Linked DNA regions of Homo sapiens: regions 2 and 3 are each linked to region 1. The links are chromatin contacts, found by Hi-C or POLR2A ChIA-PET in ENCODE. All regions are on one chromosome and are shown on one strand. Each heading gives the region's core, a stretch centred on a gene start or an enhancer-like site at or near the end of the contact. The rest is flanking DNA. Distances are from core to core; before and after follow the strand shown. Region 1 has its middle 99 kb from the start of COL6A3. Region 2 has its middle 120 kb from the start of COPS8. Region 3 overlaps LOC105373953 (a long non-coding RNA gene).

Evidence for each region. Hi-C counts contacts between places; a loop is a spot of excess contacts on that map. ChIA-PET counts read pairs that join two places held with the same protein, here RNA polymerase II (POLR2A). Pooled maps may share reads with other maps.
Region 2: a map of heart left ventricle shows a loop between it and region 1 (5-fold over the local background). The contact joins two enhancer-like sites. A Hi-C loop is called at or near these places in 9 of 168 maps with a recorded cell type or tissue (Right ventricle myocardium inferior, adrenal gland, cardiac septum and 5 more) and 6 of 50 pooled maps. POLR2A ChIA-PET finds 5 or more read pairs at or near these places in 2 of 52 experiments (AG04450 and PC-3).
Region 3: a loop to region 1 is called in a map of Right ventricle myocardium inferior, with 8 times the contacts of the local background. The contact joins two enhancer-like sites. A Hi-C loop is called at or near these places in 3 of 168 maps with a recorded cell type or tissue (Right ventricle myocardium inferior, heart left ventricle and left ventricle myocardium superior) and 6 of 50 pooled maps. POLR2A ChIA-PET finds 5 or more read pairs at or near these places in 3 of 52 experiments (AG04450, IMR-90 and MCF 10A).

What each region holds. Positions count from the first base shown.
Region 1 is chr2:237,313,854-237,316,945 of GRCh38, reverse strand. No RefSeq gene overlaps it. Among named protein-coding and RNA genes, the nearest start is that of COL6A3, 99 kb to the left of the region's middle. RefSeq lists enhancers at 1,116-1,716, 316-3,092. Within about 2 kb of position 1,570, at least 26 of the 41 ENCODE cell types and tissues checked have a DNase peak (open chromatin) inside an H3K27ac peak, as active enhancers do; they include IMR-90, heart left ventricle and heart right ventricle, where a contact is called at or near this core.
Region 2 is chr2:237,206,220-237,209,311 of GRCh38, reverse strand. No RefSeq gene overlaps it. Among named protein-coding and RNA genes, the nearest start is that of COPS8, 120 kb to the right of the region's middle. RefSeq lists enhancers at 1-98, 99-599. Within about 2 kb of position 1,476, at least 12 of the 41 ENCODE cell types and tissues checked have a DNase peak (open chromatin) inside an H3K27ac peak, as active enhancers do; they include heart left ventricle and heart right ventricle, where a contact is called at or near this core.
Region 3 is chr2:237,234,230-237,237,321 of GRCh38, reverse strand. LOC105373953 (a long non-coding RNA gene) reads right to left here. Exons shown (of 6, transcript XR_924035.3): 4 at 2,043-2,214. Among named protein-coding and RNA genes, the nearest start is that of COPS8, 150 kb to the right of the region's middle. Within about 2 kb of position 1,406, at least 12 of the 41 ENCODE cell types and tissues checked have a DNase peak (open chromatin) inside an H3K27ac peak, as active enhancers do; they include IMR-90, where a contact is called at or near this core.

The DNA.
Region 1 (3,092 bases), core at 321-2,820:
GTTTGAGACCAGCCTGGCCAACATTGTGAAATCCCGTCTACTAAAAATACAAAAATTAGCCATGCATGCGTGGTGGTGCATGCCTATAATCCCAGCTATTTGGGAGGCTGAGGCAGGAGAATCACTTGAACCCAGGAGGTGGAGATTGCAGTGAGCCCAGATCATGTCACTACACTCCAGCCTGGGTGACAGAGCAAGACTTCGTCAAAAAAACAAAAAACAAAAAACAAAAACAACCGGAACCCCTGTTAGGTTAATTAAGCCCACCCCTGTGGAGAGACGCGGGAACCTGAGGGCTGTGGTGGGGAGGATATGGGAGGACTGCGTTCATCACTGCTCCCGTATAAGTTCATGTGTATGCAGCCATGACACACAGTCATCAGTGACATTTAAGAGTCTGTAGTTCACCCTATATAGGCATAGGTATAGGCATCACCTTCCCTACTAACTCCCTTGACAGTTTCCAAAAGAGGCAAAACAACAGAAACAAAGCTTTCTAGTTTTTGTTTAAGGGAAGCACTTAAAGTAATAAGACTTAATGACACGTAAAGTCTATTGTGGTTTCCTCACTGTGGGACAGGAAAACTGGGTCCTTATGTGACTGTCAACCTGACTGCCTCAACTAGACATGACTTTGCTGACTGTCTAGATTTGAATGTTGGGGGTCTGTGCCCATCATCCTAACCACACTTTTTTCCTGTCTTCTTCATTTGCTGGTGGCCTTCATTAATTCCTGGGCCAGGTCTAATGCTTGTGACCTAAGACAGTGATTTGGAAAACAGTACGAAGATTGAGTACAAGTTTAGGGCTGTGCAGAAGGACCTCAAGAGTGTCTCTATCTTTGTTTTTCTGTGAGGCAAAAGAGGACTTTGGCAATAGATTGCCTGGCCCTTATCTATACACAATGAGTCGTTTGTTGAATTTCCCACCTCATGGGGCGGGGGAACGAATGCTACTCAGTGTAAGATGCAACTTCAGGATAAGAAAGATAAATATTAACCGTTTCCAGAAAAAACTTATGCGTGTTTAATGATATTCAGAATAAAGGTCTCAAATTAGAATATATTCTAATTCTGTTTTATTCTATTCTATTCTAGTCTGTTTTAGAATATATTCAGAAAACTGTTTCTTTCCACGAGGTTGCCCTGGGAGAAGCTTGAGCTGAGGCCTGAGTCTGCTTAACATCAGGCTGTAACCAGCTGGCCAAACAGCTTTGATTTGTGAAGTCAGTGTCTGAGGGGAATTTATATGAGTGGCTCTAGGGTCTCTGCCACAAATAAATCACACAGGGACCTCTTTTCCTGAGACGACCGGAATGCAATGGAACAATCGGCTCAAATCCCTGTACTTATTTGAATTTCAATATAAAAATCCATTTTCACCTACAGCACGTTCATAAGCAGATCTCTGTTAGTTCACTTGCCCCTGAAGAGCTCTCTAGGATGGAAATCCGTTCCTGTCCCAGGATCCATGCTCCTGTCCCTGTGGCCATGTGATCTGAATTTCTCTTGCCTTTTAAGGAAACAGGCTCTGCTGCTGGCCTTGGTTCAGCCGCTGCATTCCAGCCTGCACACATGGAACGCATTGCCTGCCACTGAGCAGGACAGCCTCGCCAGCGTGGCAGAGAGCAGCACTAAAAATAGCGGGGTGCAGCTCAGCAGGCTCTGCCGCGCAGCCTGGCTGTCTTCTGTGGAAGTGGAGGCACTGTCTGCGGAGCCTCATCAGGACTCAGCTGATTCCCTTGTTTGGCTGAAGTTGTTACTCAAACCCCAACCCAAATTAATTGTTGATGTACAGAGAAAGGGCACCATTCTGGAGCCTCTCGGGGTCACTCCCTTTGTGACCTCCCTGAGCACAAGGCTTAGGCCTCCTTAGGCTCCAGGAGCAGGAGTGGGATTCTCACTAGACAATTTCAAAGTGGGTTGAATGTGTGATAACAGGGGATGTATTGGCAGCCAGGGCAGCCACTGCGATGGTGGCTCAGAGACCCCCCTCAGCCTCAGTCCCTTGGGGTCCTTTTGGAGCTCACGGAGCATACTTGGTCTAGGTGGAGTCACAGTCTTGTGTCTTCAAGGGCTGGGTGGGTCTCTTGGGCAGAGGAGGAGCAAAGCACTAGGGACTGCTGGGGCTTGAGGCAAATAAGGAAGAGGTGTCCATTCTAAAGGCATTGGGGTTTGAAGACTTGAATACACTCCTGCCAAATAAACGTCTTCTGGGCAACTCTGGCCCTTGAGCCACCAGCTTGCAATCTCTGGTTTAGAGGCACTGAGTTAAATGCACCTCTAAGTACATGTTTCTGTGTCTGGTCTTCTGTAGAGTGCTGCGCAAAGCTTCATCTGGCCTGGGAATGAATGCCCTTGCCCTTGACCAAAAGATCATTGAATGTGACCCCAACAGAAAGACTGTACAGATGACAGACCTAGGTTTTATAGTGAATGCATAGGTGTTTCGGCGTGAGAGTGGCCGGAGTTGTCTGAAGGTCCGGTTGTGTTAAGTAGCCTGTTTCTATGAAGAATAAGCAGAGTTCTTGACACAATGCAGATGCGCGTTCTGGATGTGCTGCTGAACCAGTGCCATGAGGAAAGAGGAGACCAAGCTTTATTAGGCACCAGATGCCGAGGAAGCTTCCATAAATGGAGAGCCTGAAGAAAGGAGCTTCTAGAAGGAATGCTTCAGACCAGGTCCTCCAGCTCCAACTGGCCTTGGAGATTTGGCCTATACTGGTCATCATCCTATCTGGTAATTAAAAAATCCAAGCAGATCCAAGAACAATCATGCTGGCACGGGCGTACGTGTAAGTTTTAATGTCTGGTAACCATTTTGGTGTGTAGTTAGCAAGCAATGGTCTGTGCTATGGGATGTGCATCCACAAGGATGAATGCATTAGAGTTTCTGTCTCTCTGGCCTAGCAGGGGAAACAGATGTATAAACAATGACTGCTGTGCAAAATGATAGGAGCTTTGATGAAGGCATGCGTGCCATCAAGAGACCCTCTGTGAACCACGCACTGTGAAAAGCAGTGGGGATAAGAAAATGAAAAATCTTGGCCCTTGCTCTTAAATAGCATTGAGAGACAGATGCACAGGCAAGTA
Region 2 (3,092 bases), core at 227-2,726, 110 kb after region 1:
CTATGCTTCGAGTACACTGATTCCTCAATTGCTCCCACGGGAGGTGTCCGTGAGTTTCCTGCGTGAAGGGCACAGAACACTCTGGAGGAGGCAGGTGAGGGCCTTCACTAGGGGAGATGGGGACACGAGAGAGGCTGGGGCTGGGGCCAGCCCACCGTCCTGGGAACCTGTAGGCGGAAGACTCTGCTCCCTTCCCTCCTCCTTGCCAGCTCAGCCACGGGGCCTCCAGAATAACGAGAGACAGACCATCTCCAGGCTGGAGACTAAGATTTTTCCAGTCCCATAAAGGGGAAAATACAATCAAAAGCCGCAGATGACATTAGGTTTGGCGCATGTGTGTGACCACTAATCAAAGCCATGTGCAGTGCGAATACAACTTTAAAAAGCAAAACAATCTCCAATTTGTTTGCAAAGATGCAAGGCAATGTTGATGCTTACTGAGATGGCTAAGGGGACCAGGGACCTTCAGAGTCTGTGGTGGGGAGAACCCTGCTGTGTGCATACACGTATTTTATTGGCCTTGTTGGCATATGTTTGCAATTTTCAGAGATCATTTCCTCTTTCTTTCAGGGGGATATTTTTTTTTCATAAGACCTGCCTGTGATGTTTCTCTGCCGTGAATCATGTCTATATCCTCACAAAGGATAAAAACCAAAGCCACTAGAGCAGAGTCTTTGGATTTTTCTGAATATGGAAAGCAGCCATGCATTACATTGAAGCATATTCCAACGTCAGGGAACAGAGCACTGCTTCCTGTCCATGTCACCGCAAATTCTGTGCTGAGTGTTACTGCGCCAAAGGACATGTTAGGATGCCACAACGGTTCTCATCTGGTCCGTGATACTCACAGGCTGATGTAGTACACTAGAAAGGGAGGGCTCTTTCCAAGTTACAGAACTTATTTTGCAATATTTCCTGGGAAAGAATTCTGCTACAAGTTTTAATCAATGTAAGAAATGCTGTAACTACATTAAAGTAAACTGTACATGAAGCAGTGTGTGTCTGTGTGGTAGGGAAGAATTCTGTCGAAAATAAGATCTGTTCCATGTAGTACCGTGAAAATCCAAAATGCACCAGCAGCCCCTGAACCAAGTGTTTCCTGGGAATGTCAGTGCAGTGGGGGAAACCCTGCTGTCCAAATCTCTGCTTCCTCCTGCCTCCTCTTCCACAGTCTCATGAAGAGTGTCTCTAACTGAGCGTGCACGTGGTGCCTCCTGTGACAATACATTATTAGAATGGTTAGTGGAATAATACATATTGGTTGCATGCAATGGGGTAGATGAAACATCTCCTTTTGTGTCAAAAAAGAGTCCAGAAAAGAGGGATTATTTGCAGCTTTATAAGGAGCAGTTTCACAATCAGTTTGCGTGGGTTTTTATGTCAGTTTTATCTGGACTGAGGGGCCGGTGACTCCAGCCACATGGTGAGCACTGGTCTGGTTCATGCATCATAATCACAACACCATGAAGCTAATCGGTGACAGTGACACTGTTTGGCAGTGACCCTGCCCATTTCGCAACCTCGTTCCTCCACTTGAGTTCCCAGGCTCAGAGGAAACCATCATTCCATTGTACTCTTGGACTATAAAAAGTAGACTTTAATATGAGTGTGCGTACAACTCTCGACAAAAAAGAAACAGGATTTGACATGCTGTTTTGTAGCCCTTTCAATTCAGTAGAAAATTCTGCAGACAGCTCTCCAGGTGCAAGGTGTGCCTCCACATCAGCATGCGCATCGCCTGCCTGCCATCCCATCGCCCGGCTGCACTGCTCATTTGGTCAAAGCTGAAGGTTCAGGAGCCCCCCTCCATGGACCTCCCAAGGCTCTCTTGCTACTTTGTATTCCTAATTTTATGCTGTTTTCTTAAATAGGGGCTTCCTAACATGTATCCGCCTCATGCCCCACAAAAGATGTTTTCAGAGCCATTTTCCATTTGTTTATCTGCACCATGTAATTCCATTCCACTCCTTACCCTTTTTTTCTTCCCTGTTTTCAGGAAGCAACACGCCAGGTCCTGTCACCTGTCAATCACACTGGGAGAGTGCAACTTTTCTCTTTCAGTGTGGGGAAACAAGCAGTGCCCACCCACATGCAACAGGGGGGCCCCTGGGTGGGTTCAGCCGTGCTGACGATGTGGCTCCCAGGATGACATGGAGATCCTGTGTGCCCTCATTGGGGTAGGTAAAATAAAACAATATCTCTAATAGGAAAAACCCCTACTTGGAGGCTATATAGGTAGAGTCCCAGAATCAATGGTTCTTGACCCTGGCTCCACTGAAGCACGGGAAGCTTTAAAAACACCATACCCTGGTCATGCCCCAGAGCAAGCAAATCAGAATCCCCAGGCAGGGCCCAGGCATCAGCATTTTTAAACTCTCCAAGTGACGCCAGTGGGGAACCCAAAGTGAGAACCGTTTCTACACAGAGACTCCACCTGCTACAGAGGAGCTAGTGGTGTTCATAGCAGCCATGAGACACTGTGGCAGGATAGCGGAAGAAGGGACAAAAGGTCAGTGCAGAAGGCTCCCAGACCTGGTTCTCCACCCTCCGACTGAAGGTGCCCTTCTGAGCCTTCCCCAAGTTTTCTAGAAGGAAACCAAGAAAGAGGCTTTCCTGCTGGGAAGAAGAGAATGGACTGAAGATTTCTCATTCGGATATTCATGTACATGGACCACAGCCTCCTGTGTGTTGTTACAAAGCTTATGATTCTCTTAGGTGTTCTCTCTAGTTCTTAACAATGAGGACACCTGTGTTCCAGCCTTTGGAGTTGTGAAGTCTAGCCAACCTCAGAAAGCTCAGCCAATTCAAACAGATTTCATTCTAAAGTAGCATGGAACATTCTTCCTCTCCACCCAGAATTAGGGGTGTCTTCCCTTTGGTACAACCAATTATCAAAACAGCTTCTGATTGGTTTCAATCACCAGTGGGTTTGAAGCTTATTAATTGGTCACCGCTCTAGGCCTTTCCCCTGAGGACGATCCTGAAACCATCAAGCTGGGCAAATCCAGGGGCCATCCCCTTCCTTTTCCAATTACCTCCTCTGTGCAATTGCCTCTGTGAACACTAACTGGCACTGGCTGGTGGAGAATCCG
Region 3 (3,092 bases), core at 157-2,656, 79 kb after region 1:
GTGGCAACTGGGGAAAATTGTTTCCTGATATTTGGAGGAATAGATGCTGGTGTCGGGGCAGTGGAAGACCTGCCTAGGCTTCCAAAGGACTCAGCACCATGGTGGGCCACACCCTGCAAGGTTCACAGCTTGATCCTCATGCAATAAGAGTTCAGCTTCGGAACTCTGGTTGATATTTTTAGACAATGCAAAAAGCTTGTTTCTCTTCAAACTTTGAAATACTAATTTCAGCATTCATCAGTGGATCTTGCCTGCAACACATCCTATCATGTTGTTCTAATGGTGATTATATATTTCCTTCAATCCTTATACATTTACCAGCTGGAATTCTTTAAGAGTGGTCCCCAATTAATTAACTAATTTATTTATTAAATTATTTATATCAGCATAGACCCATGGATATAATTATTGCTATTACTCTTAATATTTGCTCAAATATTCGTCCATTGGGGGTTCTTTCAGGTTGGCGTCTGTGCCCAATGGACCTGTCCCTGTCCCTTTTTGATCCGTTTCTTATATCTGTCATCTTATCAGCTCTAGGCTCATCAACCAGTCCTGAAATCAACCACTTTCCCGGGATTATTTTGTTGGAGAACAGTATTTAGAACTCAAGATCTGGGTGCTAGATATGCTCATTGGCCCTGTGGTGCCACTGCTTTTAGTCTCTTCCCATTCAGTTCAAAGTTAGGGAATGTATGTTTGTGCACACATTCATGCATAAACACACATCTATATTTATTTTGCCTATCTATCTTCATCAGCACCATTGTCCCTCTATACTTATCTATCCATTAAAAATCCATGAGTTCATACTGATGCCTCCAATTCCAATAGAATAGCCGAAAGATGATTCTAGCTGTCACCTCTTTGTATTCGTAACTAATTTCTCTGACAGTAAGACATGTGGCTCCCTTTTTCTGTACTTTATTTACATATTTGTTCCCTACTCATAGTATGGTTTCAGAGTAGTGACTCATTCTCTTGTGAAAAACAAATGTACTAACTAGAGTACTCTATTTGTGTGTAGATTTTGTTCTTAGTCTTAATAAATTTTTTTGGCATTATCTAGGTTAGTTCTTTTCTTCCTCATCCCTTCCAGTGTGGTTATACTATTTATTTATAATAAAGTTAGGTACATTTACTTTTTCTCTGTGTATATTCCATTTTTGGGTCCCTGAACATTGTAGCTGATTTTAGAAAAATGTATATACATTAAAATTCACTTTGTGGTGTCCATTTTTATAGGTTTTGACAAACGCATGGAGTCATGTATTCACCACGCTAGCCCTTTATCCCAGGGCTATATTAACTCTCCTGCTTTCTGTGACAAAAAAGTAAGCAGGGGCTTTGATCATCTTGGCAACCCATAGTATGATACACTAGTCCCTTATATGAGTCATAATGTTAATTCCAGTTGGTGGGCAGAAAATGACAAGTACTCTGGATGCCTTCGTAAGACACATTTGTACCAGATAGTGGAAGATAAAACCTACAAAGAGTCAGGAGTCTCTCACATTGATGACATTTTAAGGGGGTCACTAGTCTAGGACATGCTGTGATCTCTTCCCAATAAAAAATTATTGTATCTCACACCCCCTACCACCATCAAAGAGGCAAAAAGCTATGTTGTTCTCTTTGGAATTGAAAGCCATTTACACTGTGCTGAACACTGCCTTGACCTATGTACTGAGGGATCTGCAAGGCTGCCAGTTTGGAGTAAAGCCCAGAACTAGAGTCGGCTCTGCAGCATGTTCACAGGTCAGGCTGCCCTACACTTCAGGCTATCTGACGCTGCAGATCCAAAGCTTGTGGTGGAAAAGAATGTGGAGTTGTGGTTGTTACAAGCCCAATAGGTGAGTTGCAGTGTCGACCACTGGAGTCCTGGAACAAAGCTGTGCCTTCTGTGGCTCACAGGTATTCCCCATTTGAAGAGAAGTTCCTGGCATGCTACTGGGCCTTAGTAGGGCCAGAGCATCTGGTCTTGGGGTATTAAGTGACTGTGGACAAACCATCCATTATGAAGTGGGAAGTGTCAGACTCACCAAGTCATCAGATTCAGTGAATGCTGTAGCAATCCATTGGATGATGGTAGGGGTACGTATGGGAGCAGGTCCAGAAGGCACCAAAATGCAAGAAGAAGTGGTCCAGATGCTTCTCAGTTCACTTTCATCCACCTCCCTGTGCCGGGACCTAATTTCATCAGGTCCTAATCACCTGATGCATAAAAAAAATAACTCAGACTTGCTTCTAAGATGGGTTGACTAGAAATGCTGGGGGAGCCAAGAATGGACTGTTTTCACACAGTGGCCATAATCAGGGTGCCCCTAAAGAATAACGGTTGAAGGGAATCATCCCAGTGGGTGAACTGCAGTAGACTTGGTCTGTCACTTGTCCTCTGACAACTGCCATTCTAGAGTTTACTGAATGCCTGTTTACTGACATGCAATTCTACAAACCATGGCTTTGGACCAGAAGACCTATTTTACGAATCTGCTGGTCTTACCATATATCACATCGCCAGGGAACATCTGGCATACCAGAATTATGCACCTATTAAAGGACCAAGTCTTCTACTTATTTAGGGGTGTTGTACCCCGGAATGCAACATATGGAGTAAGCTCACAGCTGATGCACGGGTTCCCCATTTGCTACAATATTTAGGCTTGTGCAACAAGGAGTTGAAGTAGAATTGCCTCTGGTCCTGTAGCTTCCATTAATCCACTGTGGAATTTGTGCTTCTCATTCTTATAACATCAGACCCTGCTGAAGCACAGGCCCCAATTTCCTGGGATAGAACTTCCTCCAGGGACATGGTGTTCACTGATTCAGAGCCTACGAGTACAGCTTGTTCATTTCGGTCTTGCTATGCCTGCAGATTCACAGTCAAGTAAGGAGGGGTAACTGAGTCTGTCATCAGGATCTAGAGGTGTTCCTGGGGTGGAGCCTACAGAATTCCCTGGAACATCTCTTAGTGATTCTAAAACAGTAACAGGCAATTGCAGCAATCATGGCCTGAAAAAAGAAAGACAGCCAAACACTGAGACCCATCAAGGGGGAAGGTTTAGGTCATCTAAGCTTTAGGTCTAGGCAAG